Linked DNA regions of Homo sapiens: regions 1, 2 and 3 are each linked to region 4. A link is a contact called in ENCODE Hi-C or POLR2A ChIA-PET data. All regions are on one chromosome and are shown on one strand. The core of a region is the stretch at or near the end of the contact, and the rest is flanking DNA. Distances in the headings are between cores, read along the strand shown. Region 1 overlaps MEF2C (myocyte enhancer factor 2C). Region 2 overlaps MEF2C (myocyte enhancer factor 2C). Region 3 has its middle 4.5 kb from the start of MIR3660. Region 4 overlaps MEF2C-AS1 (MEF2C antisense RNA 1).

Region 1 (2,957 bases), core at 393-2,892, 600 kb before region 4:
CTTATAAGGAGAATTAAATCTGATCTTCTGACAGCAATCATTAAATGATCCCAACTGGCCCCAATTAAACCACATGGCTCATGGGCTTCCATACAGTCAAGTGCCAAGTTCTCTGTTTCATTCACACATTGTTCTTGGTTTATTTTCTTAAAGCCAGTTAAGCATGTGTCTTATCAAGTGGAACTAAATTTCCTTATGTACATTAGCTCCAGACACAGTGTGTCAATTGACTGCACACCAAAGTATCACATAGGACTTCTGAAGCCATTCTATACAGCTGCAGAGGTACTAGCGAAAAAGAATCTTTACATTTATTTACTCATCCTGAAATGGACCCACATGTACATTCTCGAAATAATACACGTGTTTAAACAGTTCTGGCTAACATAAATCAATAATAACTTTTATTTGGCTTGCTTATAATGATCTTTTAATAGAAATTCTCTGCATTTAGAAGTTGGGCTTAATATTCTATTTTTTTTTTAACATTTGAAATTATCTCTTTACCTCCCTCTAAAAAAGCAGTACCAAAGTAAGACTTCTGAAGTTAACCTTTCTTACCCTTAATTTCTGCTCTAATTTTTTCACATATGCCCAATTGTAAGTTCTGTAATGATGTTCCCAGGCCTTCCTACAAGCGCAGGTAGCCTCAGGATTTAGAGCTCATTGATTGTGTGCTACTCCAGGGAAATGACTGATTAAAAACAGCCTCATGAGGAGGAGTAGCTCCTATTCACATCTGGCTCATCTGATTCTAAAGTCTAATACCTGTATGAAGATTTGATCCATAGATTTAGATTTTGAACAACTGCAGCAGTTTACCTAGAATATTTTGATGTCAAAGCAGAAACAGTTAAATTAATCCCACTATGACTGGTGTCTGACACAGGTTCTGAAGGCTTTAATCAATTACCCTACTTTCTTGTGAATATAAACAAATACACTGTATTTATATATATATGCTAATTATGGCTATCACTGATCATCTGCTGGTACTTGATGCAGGCTGTCACAGTTCTCAGAGCAGATGGATTAGAACATATCTGTTCATCCTAATCATACATTAAAAACTGTTAGAGAATTGAAATACATGCTATGCATCTTATAGGACATTAGCCTTGATGGGACATGTAATTGTTCTTATGACTCAACCAACAGATGTTAACTGCAAAGAAAAATGAAAATACAATGGAATTTTTAACATAGTGATAAATTTGGTAATGCCAGGAAAAACATTATGTGCATTTTCTTTATGATAATTAAATATATACCTGATCATCTATTCACTTAATAACTGTATCCCTCTCAAGAGGAAAATTCAAAATATTTGTTACAAAATGCTGATGATATAGAAAATACTTACCAGCCTTACAACTGACTGACTTTTAAAAATGTGTAATAAATGTACTAAAATTTTAGCAAAGCAGTACAGACACTGGATGTTGAATTATGAAATATTTCTCATGTATTATAGTAATCTCCAATAAGATTTGATGTTAATTTTAGAGCATGCTTCTGCTAAAAAGGGCAAACCCTGCAACAGATTTAGTACAAAGAAGCTGAAAATATCCTGTGGAAAAAAAAATCTGTAGAGAAATCAGCCAGCCCAAATCCTGCCATTACTCAGCACTGTAGTGACGTGCGGATGTTTGTAGTGGTTTGAGGAGCCAGCAGGGGTGGAAACTCTACGTACTCGACTCCAACATGATTGCAATTGAACCTCATCAAAGTAAGAGCTCATAATTTGTCACAGAAAACAGCCAATTAACATATGTTAGAAAAAGGCTTCATAAAGATAATATATGATTAAAGACCCAGTGCAGCTGCTGAAAATCAAAACTATGCATTTAAAAAAGAAATCTCAGCCTGAGCTTCCGTATGGTTAAACTGATAATGGCTACTACGATTTTTTTTAAGTAGAAAAATATAATTATAGTGCTTCTTATAAGTTTGGGGTTATGGCAAGGGAGAACTGGGTACTGTGGCACTATTTACTATTCCTTACTTAGTTCTATAAATAGTTGAAGCCCTTGCCAAAACTCTGTAGTTACTTTGTTATAGTGCTATTTTAAAACACAGACCTTCATTGTGAGCTAAATGGCCTTCAGGATGCACTTTGTAGTTATAGCATTCCTCTCAAAACTATATCCTCCCTTTATCTGTGCAAAACTCCAGAACAAGAGACCTCTCCATGACTGCCCTGGCTCACTGTAAAACATGCTGGGGCTGTGTAACACACTGTTCGAATACTTCAGAACTTCTCTCAGGGTGGTGGGCAGGCAGGGTGACAGTTAAATGTCAGAAATGAGATTAAGGCACACACATGGAGTTCAGGTCCTCTAACAGAATGCAGTCCACGCTACCTGCCACAGCTTTGGAGCAGACCAATTACATGTAACATACTTGGTGTATTCTGATTGTAGATTTCAGGTTGGAGTACATGGGAATCAAACCCTGGCTAAGTCACTGTAATGGGGTATACCATGAGCCAAAATCATGATGCTTAATATCACAGATATCAATGACAAAATTCAATCAGTCACAGAGACATGAAGTTGTCAAGCATGATGCTACGTGCCATGGACACCACTGAAAACAAAACAGAAGGTCTCAGTCTTCATGAAGCTTACGTTCTAAGGGGAAAAAGGGCAACACACAAGTGCACCAATATGATGATTTTAAATACAGAAGTGCTATAGAGAAAATATCGCAGTGGAATGGACCAAGGGGTGATGAAGTGGAGAAGGGCAGAGGTGGCTATCTATTGGGCTGATTTATAGGGAGGGGTTATTTGAGGAGATGACGTTTGAGGAAAGCCCTAATCCACAATGGAGTCAGACATTATTTGGAGGATGAATACTCCGTCACTGTGCCTGTCACTGGTGGTACAAGCCTGGCCAAGTCATAGTTTTCTAAACCCCAGTCTCTTTCTCTATAGAGTGGGAATAGTAACAACA
Region 2 (2,901 bases), core at 123-2,622, 700 kb before region 4:
CCAATACAAGGCAGCGTAGGGTGAGGTGCCTGCAGAGTAATCCAGATTAAGTGTTATTGAGTTCCCGGGAGAGAAGAGGTGATCCAATAAAAGATTCACAGAAGAGGCAGGAATTGATGAGGGCCTTAAAGAAAGGCCATAGGAAGATATGTTAGGCTTGTGACTGGGCAGTAGGAAAGGGCTGAGGTAGGAGTTTAAAGAGCATGGTAAGGGGCACTGAGAGGAACCTGTTTAGAAGGGGACCCGTGAAAAGAGAGGGGTGTCAGAGGCTCTGGAGGGATGCAGGGGTTGGGCTGTGGAGATCTCAAATTCCAGGCTAAAAGTCCTTGGGTTTATATGGTGGAAATGAAAGTTTCAGAGTAGAGGTATGACACAGACCTCTAAGTGGTCAGAAAGATCTACTGGCATTGGTATACTCAGGAATTAGTAAGGCCTGCTAGTGTGGACCAGTCTGGAGACTACTTTGATGGCCTGAGATAGAGGCCATGAGGAACTGGGAAGGCAGAGCAAAGGTATATTTCAGGAGATATTTATGGGAACATCTTTAGAAGCAAAATATATTTGAGGCACACTGTATAAAGCAGATTTGTTCTTCATATCCCATTCATTTACCTGTCTCATTTTATGCATGAATAAACAGGCTGAATATATAACAAATAACTACAAGATTAAGTCTGTCAATTGGATTATGAATAAAATTATCCCAGTTCCTGGGGCAAAAAAACAAAAATAAAGCAAACTGGACACCCCCAAAACGTGTGTTAAGTGACAGGACTCACTTAAGAAATGTTGGTTGAATCTGAATATCAATTCCCTTCTATAAGAAAACTTCTGGAATATTAGCCAAATTCTCTAAAGCTAGATAAATATGACAAACCCCCAAATTTTCTTTACAGTAAATTCGAACAGTATTCCATGGCAAAAGCTGTTACATAAAACAATGCATTTACTTCCTCTCACTAGAAGAAAAAAACAAACAAAAGAGAGTATGTTCACTTAAAAAAAAAAAGCTTGACAAAATGGAGTGCTTAGAGGAGTTTTATATTTAATATGTCATCCTGAATCATTATTGTGAATATGTTATGAACTTAGTTTGAATTAATAGATTCTACGGGATAAAAAGAGAATAAGAACATCAAGGTCAATTCTGCTCTATACTTTGCTGTCAGCTGAAGGTCAGATGGACACACTGAAGACATATGTCACTTATCTATTAAGCCTGTGTGAGATCTGGTTTATATAAACAATCAAATGGAAAATTAGCTGGGTAATTTCAAAAGAAGGGGGAGAAAAAAGTCTGTTAAGCAGTGCAATGAAGCTTGAATAGATCAGAAGAAACTAAAACCCCAGCTCGGTAGATGCCGATACTGGTTTGCATGGAGGAGTTATTTTGCTAAAAGGAAGTAAAACCGCTTCGTGAAATGTGTTGTCCTGTGATATGACAAGCACTGGGCCAGTGTGCGAAAATGGAAATGCTTCACGGAGGCCTTGAGAAAAGTTTGTTTTTTTTTTTTTTTTTTTTTTTTTTTTTTTTTAGCATTTTCTACAGTAAACTCTCTGAGAAATTCCAACAAAGCCTATGTCTTTTTGCCCACATTTTAAACAGTGATTCAGGGCAGCAGTAGGGGAAAAAAAAGTAAATATACATTGTAGCTTTTCATTCAGTAAATACCTCAAAACTAAAAAAATTGATTTTAAAAGCCTTCTATTTTTCTCTTGGAATATTTCCTGTTATTTGGAAATTACGCCATTTTAGAAGATTAGTCACATATTTTAAGGTGTTTACATACTGAAATGTAAAATATTTTGAACCATGATGACACTTCTTAAATTCATATTTTTAGAGCATCAAGTTATTTTTAAGAACAAATAAATTCTGCTTTTTGCTAGTGAATTTCTGCTGTTTTTAGCATATTGTGCCAGCTAGCATTTTGGAGCCGTATAATAACCATTTCTGTTTCCAGCCACCAAATTGTTATTCTTTGGACATAATATAGATTCAGGAATGCAAGACTGTGGATCCTAAACCAGTGATATAGAAACCTATGATTTGAAAATCAATGATGAATACATGCGTGTGGTTTACTGCTAAGAAGAGCCTGCATTTAAACCGGCTGGGAAACCGCAGCCTCCTCCTCACTCAGAATGCTGCGGCCTGTGTTGAGCCTGTTGTCCCACCTTAAGATAAATTCACCAAAGAGAATGGTCGCATTTAAATTCAGGGGTCCGGGAGGTGGGAAACACCACCTCTCAACAACCTTCTAATATATGGATTCAACCTTTTTTCATGCTATGTTTTAAAATTACCCTCTGCCTGGACAATTATCAATTTAGACGTGACTGTATGCAGATGTCACATTCCTCTGACCACTTAAAGGCACAAAAATTATAAAGCAGGAGTGAATGGATTTCCTGATTATAGATTATAAGAAAATGAAGTACAGACCAACTTTAGAGTCAGTTTGTTTTATAGTTTCATTTGATTAAAAATATTGTTTTACATAAAAATAACAAATTTAAGCATATATGAGTTAACTTACATAAAGGATTAGAGAATCTACCTCTTCTGGTTACAAGTTTGTATATACTCATATTAGTGTCAATACATAGAACTTGAATGTGGTGTTAGGAGAAAAACATTTTTCTCCCCAGTTAACTTGCAAACACTTGCTGCATTTTTTTTATTGACTCCTATTTTAAGAAGTCGTAAATTCAAAGAACATATTCCTGGCTTAAGATATTATGAGGAAGGCATTTTGCCTTGTCTCACAGAGCTCACTTGAACATGTAGCTCTCTTTGAGCTCAAAGTTCTGAAACTTTCTTTTATTTGGATGTTTAGGCATTTTGAGTTTTCTTCACTTGTTTCTTTTTCTTTTCTAGGACTTTGAATTATGAATACA
Region 3 (2,954 bases), core at 212-2,711, 590 kb after region 4:
TTTAAAAAGACTGGAAAAATATGTTAAAACGGTAATAATTGCTTGAGATTATGGCCATACAGGTGGGAAAGTTCTATATGCAGCTGAAGGTATGAAGTTGGAACTGGGTAGTAAGTAAGACGTATCTGAAACTCAATATAATGATGAAATCATGAAAATAATGATGAAAGTCAAAGTAAATCATTCAGGATTAGATGAGATGGTAGTATGCTTTTTTTTTTTCCAACGTTGTGAAGATTCCCTGGACTTTTGAAATCTTCTAAGTTTGTGTTGCATTTATAATAAAATGATTTTAAAATGGGGGATCGGCCGGGCGTGGTGGCTCATGCCTGTAATCCTGGCACTTTGGAAGGCCGAGGTGGGTGGATCACTTGAGATCAGGAGTTTGAGACAAGCCTGGCCAACATGGTAAAACCCCATCTCTACTAAAAATACAAAATTTAACCAGGGATGGTGGAGTGGCGCCTATAATCCCAGCTACTCGGGAGGCTAAGCAGGAGAATCACTTGAACTCCAGAGGTGGAGGTTGCAGTGAGATGAGATCGCACCACTGCACTCCAACCTGGGCAACAGAGTGAGACTCTGCCTCAAAATAAACAAATAAATAACAACAAATGAGGGCATTGAAAACTGAAGATGTTGAAGAAGGATTTCAGGTTCTTAAAATATCAATGAGATTCATATGAGAAAAGAGGGTGAGGGCAATCCAGGGCCAGTAGCAGAATGAGTAAAAGCTTGCAGTAGCAAATGTGCAAGTTGCATCTGTGAGCAAATGTCCGAATTTCATGAAATTCAGGATTCCCTATATAAAGATAGAAAATAAATTTTATCTATTTGTGTAAATCCAATTATTGTGGCATTTTATGCCATCTTTGGAGTCTAAATCTTATCCAGTAATAATCATGGGTCCATATAGGCTTTTGAGCCAAAGACTAGCATGTAAAACCGGCCTTGCAGGAAGATAGATGGAGTAGCAGTAGGTAGAAGACACAGGAGCCATAGAAGACTGAGAGAAGTAGCACTCTGCCATAGTTTTCAACACATATGATGATTAATTTTGAAACTACAGTAGTTAATGCATGATGTTGAATGTACAGCCCACCATCATGGTCTGGCAAAGAATGTAAGACTCCAGAGAAACAACTGGATTTGATGCAAATAAATGTATGAAATGAAAATGATGAAAGAAGAATAAGCATTTTGGAGACTCTGAGTTCCAGTGAATTGAATGGTATCATCTACTTTTAAAATAAATAAATAAATAAATAAATAAATAAATAAATAAATAAAGGCAGCGGAGAGAGAGAGAGAGAGAGAAAGTCACAGCTTATTTGAGATGAAAATGATCTCAAATTTTAATATGTTTAGTTTGAGGAGATAGTGCACAAAGGGAGTAAGTCCCAAAAGCAGCTGAGATATATAGAATTTTGAAGCTGGGGTAAACGAAACAAAAGTTTCTCTTATGACTCAAACGAACTCGCTGAGCCAGGAAAAGGAGAAAAAACAAAAAAAAACAATCAACTTTGCCTGGTACCATCAGAGGGTGTTAGCAGTTACTCATTTTAAGTGTCACTTTGCAAACAGACTTAAACCAACCTTTTGGAACCTAACCAAAGCATAAATAGAAGAAGTTCTGTAAAGAGGAGGGCTATCAACATGGAAGTGAAAGTCAAAACCATGAGTCACAGTTGATTCAGGGAAAGCATACAAAAGAGAAAGAGAAATGGCCAAGAATTAAACTCTGGGAACATTCACAGATAAGAAAAATATAAGGAAGAATTTAATTTCAAAATACAGTTTCTTTAACTACCCAAAACTCAGAGACATGAGGCCAAATTTGGTCAGATCAAATGTGGAAAACCCACACTGAAACACTGGAAAGAAAAAGCCGGAGAAAAACCAAAACAAATCTTTTAAATCAGAATTTGGAGTACGTTGTTTACTGGAAATCAAGAAACTCTCAAAATCAACCAGTATATGACTGTATGTCACAGAAGAAATTTATTACTAAAACAAAAATTCTCTGGGGAAAATAAAAAGCAGATACATTTTAGTTTCAAATTCAATTACAAAGATATTAAGACTAAAAAATATATTTACCTGTGGAGTAGCCCAATTAGCTGAATTAACCTGTAATATTAAATTTGAAATGATTATATTTTTCTTCAAAAATCACATATGTAAATAAAAATACATTAAAAATAATAAATAAGTCCAAAGTTTAAATGCTTTTATATGTATTTTTTTCAGATGGTAAATATAGTGAACTGCTTTCTCTGTAAATGTTCCTCCTCTATCCATCATGTCAGAAAGATCCACTATACTCTTTCTCATAGACTCTCACATTTATGGATTCTCAAGAACAATTTCACTTTCACTGGAATTAAAGCAAGTATGTTCTTTTTCCTGATGGCCAAATCCCAAGAGATTTAGTTAAATTGAAGTTGGGCAAAGGTACTAAGTCTCAAGAGCACTTATTGGGAATCTGTGGGTGTGTCTTGTCACCAGGGTTACAGTAAAACATGTTTCCAAGCTTGGAGGTAAGCAAAAGTGGCTCTAAAAACAATTATAAGTTTTAAACTTGCTTTAATGTGGTAACCAAAAAGAGTAAGGCTACTTTAACGTATTTTTATTTGAATTTAACAATTGCCCACATTTTTCTGTACTTTTTTCAAATCATATTTTCAAGAAATAAAGCAATGAAGATAAATTTAAAGTCCTTCATATCTACCTCCACCCCACTTTCACTCTTTTCCTCCCTAAAGGCAAACTTCAGAAACTAAATAAATATTCAGCCTCACCAGTAACCAGGGAAGTACAAATTAAAACCATGAGATACCATTTCACATGCATCAGATTGCCCAGCATTTATAAAGCCTGACAATGTCAGGCTCTGGTGAGTCTGTGAGAAAACAGGGATCCTCTATCCATATGATGGGAATATAAACTTGGAA
Region 4 (3,302 bases), core at 302-2,801:
GATTTTGGCACCATGTAATGTCCAGTAGACCAGTTTGCATTAAGTGTCTGGATATAGTGTTCCCAGATCCCTTCATAAAGGAAGAATAACTTTAAAGTACAATAGTAACGTAAATCAAAGAAAAACTTGACTTTGTAATAGAATAATTTTGACAAGGTTTGAGACTGTTAATTTTATATACACGTGCTTGTAAGTATTTATATATATAGATCAATATATATGTAATATATAATGAATATGTATTATAAAGAAATATTTAACATCTGTTTATAATTGCTGGAAAGATCTAATGTTTTGCATTTTAGAAAGCATAAGATCCATTGTGAAATACTTTGAATATTAGTATTGATAGTTGAATATTAGTATGGATAGTTGTAATTAAGATTTTTATCAAATAGAGTTATTGTTTAGGCATATAATCAGACACACAATATCAACCCAAGTCTGTGAAATTCCAGTCTATGGAAGTGAGTTGTACAGTGTTTGGCTTTGCACTACACCATCTTTTTGGGTGTAATGCAAAACCAAATACTGTATATATGTATGTCTTGCTGAATAGATTGCTTTGTGCCTCTCTCTCTTTTCTAAAGCTTCATAGACTGTTGGTGTAAAAGGACCCCAATGCCATTAATATAGAAAGCCTTACTCTTTCTTGCCTCCATTTCAATCTAATACAGGACCCAACCCCCTGAAACATTTCCTCAATTGCATCTTGACATTCCCAAAGACTGTTTCTTGGGTTACAAATTAAACAATATACTCTCATAAATGCTTTGTGTGATATAAAATTAAAACTGTAGTTTTAATTTTAGTCCAGTTTAATTTTAGTTTATCACATATGTTCAAATATCTTTGAATCCTTACCTGGAATAACACTGATTATTTTTTCAGGGAAAAAAAAAAACTATTTTGTCATTGATTGTGTTTAAGGACCCTGAGAAGTATGTTGAGTTCCCTGGCATTCTTAAAGGCAAGAGGGCAAGCAGTTTTATAAAGGTATTCCAATAACTACTTTATAAAATCTGAAACTTCATGTTAATTTCAGTTTCAACAAAGTAGTTCACATTATGACTTCCCTAAATCTTAACCTAGATCTCGACAAGAAATTAGTTATAATAAAGAGTTAAAGAAAATATTTTAAAGCTGCATTTTGTCCTGTCTCTTAATATTTGATAATTAAAATATGTAAAATTTGCATAATATCCCTAACTTTGTCTCAGCATGTTCATATCTATTCGTCCATCATTTCTCCAACAGCACCTTTGAAAGACACAGCTAGAATCATGATCCCATTTGATTCAGGAGATAATTGAGTCAAAAAGAGATAAAATGATTTTCTGAAAAACACGGGACTAGTGAATACTAGCACCACAGCTAGGAAGCTAGGGTTATGGTGTATAAACCTCATTTATTTCATTTAGAAATGAACAAAATGAATTTTAAGTCACATATAAAGGATAGAAAAGGCTACACCAATGGTGTGATTTCAGGAACTTAAATATTTTCTCAACAACCTTCCACAGACCCTGAACTCCTCACAGTTTCAAGTCAGGCAGTATCCCCAGAAAGTCCCTAGTTGAATGCAAATACACAGTTTCTGATTTACCCAAAATCAATGTACACAATACCTTCTTTCCTGCCACACTTTCCCCACACACCAGTGCCTTGCAGCTGCTGAAATAGGAACCACAATGAAGACGAATGGGACTTTTTAGATTCTGTGGTGCAAAAAGTTAAGAATAAGAAAGCTGTGTAAATCACGAGCGTTATAGATAAAAAGATGCAGAGGCAAACATCTAAATTGGTATGATCTTCTCGTGCTAACTGAAAATAAATCTTTATGTATTATCTGAATCTTTTTTACATCAATGTATTGTTATGTTAAAGTTCTACAAATTCATGATTTATTTAGGTAGCAACTATTCCAATCACTCTCAACCTTTGGGAGTTTAAGGGATTAAGAGTCATTCACACTTTCATGAATTAGTGGAAATTAGTACTCTCAGATTGTTTCCTATTAACAACGTTCTAGGAGTCTGACATTTCTGACTTTGGAGAGTAGGGAAAGGGGCAGCTTGGAGGGAAGAAGGGGCACTAAACACTAAGTATAGTTTGGTTTGTTTTTACTTATTTTCTGTGAACTTAGAAATATGGCAACAGTTTATAAGATGATTTCTACAAAAAATTCTCTAAAGAAACTATCTTGATAGGATTGTTATTTGCTCACATGCTATATAGGATGCATAAAGTATTGACATCCTTATTACATTATAGCCCACAAGACTGAAAACTCCAGCAAACTTGTAATAATAGATGAGAATGCAAAATTTAGAAATTAGACACTTTCTAAAAATCTTAAATGTTCAGGGTCACTAAACTGTGGACTCCTGGGGACTTTAGGAGTAGAACCTAGAAAAACATACTAGAATATGTACTAGAATAATACAAAGAGGTGTAGAAGGCAATAGAGCAAAAATATATTCTTCCTCTCTATTTATACAGGGCCAGTTTTGACAAAGAATAATTTTCATGACAAAATAGACATAAAAGATATTAAGCATTATTTCTAGCCTCCATTTTCAATTTTGATTTTGTGAGGAAATTCAGGACACATGCTCAATGAAAGTGCCATCTTTATTTCAAGGAAACATGTAAACAATGTGAGAAACCTCACAAACATTACACCATAAAAGAGTGAAACACAGCTCTGTCAGTTTCATTTCGAGATTCTCCTTGAGGGAAGGAGGGAGAGAGAGAGAATAAGAACGACAGAAAGAGAAAATGAGAGCTCGATGAGACAAGAACAAACCTCAATTTGTCTAAACATCACATGAAAAGAAAACATTAAAAAGCTTGCCTGCATTTTTACAATGAAAACATGCATCCCACATTCAGTTGTCTTGATTAGCTCCAGTAAAATCTTGGTCTGACATTGCCTGTTACCCAGCATACACTTAAGCTACCTTACCTTGTTATTTATGTATTTAATCCTAACTACCTTTAATTATGACTCAAATATTTAGAATAAAAAACAAGAGGGTTGATCTTCTAAAAAAAAAAAAGTACTTCTTCCAGAAGCAAATATATGAGCTTTATCTTTACTGCTATAACCATTATATATAAAATAGTAGATGGTTGTCTATATTTAAGTGAGCTTGATAGGAAATATCTTTAACTTTTGGGGGTCATGGCCATAATATATCTAATTATTTTGTAAAGAGTGGACAAAAGGATTAGATTATTAATGTAAGAAATATGTTTTCAATCCTAATCACAATTTCAACTGGATGTATATCATTTGG

Evidence for each region. A loop is a pair of places that touch in the nucleus more often than their neighbours do. ChIA-PET counts read pairs that join two places held with the same protein, here RNA polymerase II (POLR2A). Pooled maps may share reads with other maps.
Region 1: a loop to region 4 is called in a map with no recorded cell type, with 2.8 times the contacts of the local background. The contact joins two enhancer-like sites. A Hi-C loop is called at or near these places in 3 of 168 maps with a recorded cell type or tissue (B cell, GM12878 and GM13976), 29 of 37 single-sample maps with no recorded cell type and 7 of 50 pooled maps.
Region 2: a loop to region 4 is called in a map of GM12878, with 5 times the contacts of the local background. The contact joins two enhancer-like sites. A Hi-C loop is called at or near these places in 4 of 168 maps with a recorded cell type or tissue (B cell, GM12878, Right ventricle myocardium inferior and 1 more), 34 of 37 single-sample maps with no recorded cell type and 10 of 50 pooled maps. POLR2A ChIA-PET finds 5 or more read pairs at or near these places in 2 of 52 experiments (B cell and activated B cell).
Region 3: a loop to region 4 is called in a map with no recorded cell type, with 4 times the contacts of the local background. The contact joins two enhancer-like sites. A Hi-C loop is called at or near these places in 14 of 37 single-sample maps with no recorded cell type and 5 of 50 pooled maps.

Annotation. Positions count from the first base shown.
Region 1 is chr5:88,831,874-88,834,830 of GRCh38, forward strand. The region is part of intron 1 of MEF2C (myocyte enhancer factor 2C); the gene reads right to left. Among named protein-coding and RNA genes, the nearest start is that of MEF2C, 50 kb to the right of the region's middle. RefSeq lists an enhancer at 2,696-2,825. Within about 2 kb of position 1,643, at least 18 of the 41 ENCODE cell types and tissues checked have a DNase peak (open chromatin) inside an H3K27ac peak, as active enhancers do; they include B cell and GM12878, where a contact is called at or near this core.
Region 2 is chr5:88,733,064-88,735,964 of GRCh38, forward strand. The region is part of intron 6 of MEF2C (myocyte enhancer factor 2C); the gene reads right to left. Among named protein-coding and RNA genes, the nearest start is that of GSCAR, 37 kb to the left of the region's middle. RefSeq lists an enhancer at 2,231-2,330. Within about 2 kb of position 1,373, at least 9 of the 41 ENCODE cell types and tissues checked have a DNase peak (open chromatin) inside an H3K27ac peak, as active enhancers do; they include B cell and GM12878, where a contact is called at or near this core.
Region 3 is chr5:90,019,735-90,022,688 of GRCh38, forward strand. No RefSeq gene overlaps it. Among named protein-coding and RNA genes, the nearest start is that of MIR3660, 4.5 kb to the left of the region's middle. Within about 2 kb of position 1,462, at least 7 of the 41 ENCODE cell types and tissues checked have a DNase peak (open chromatin) inside an H3K27ac peak, as active enhancers do.
Region 4 is chr5:89,433,925-89,437,226 of GRCh38, forward strand. All of the region lies in intron 8 of MEF2C-AS1 (MEF2C antisense RNA 1), which reads left to right. Among named protein-coding and RNA genes, the nearest start is that of LINC02161, 150 kb to the right of the region's middle. Within about 2 kb of position 1,552, at least 2 of the 41 ENCODE cell types and tissues checked have a DNase peak (open chromatin) inside an H3K27ac peak, as active enhancers do; they include B cell and GM12878, where a contact is called at or near this core.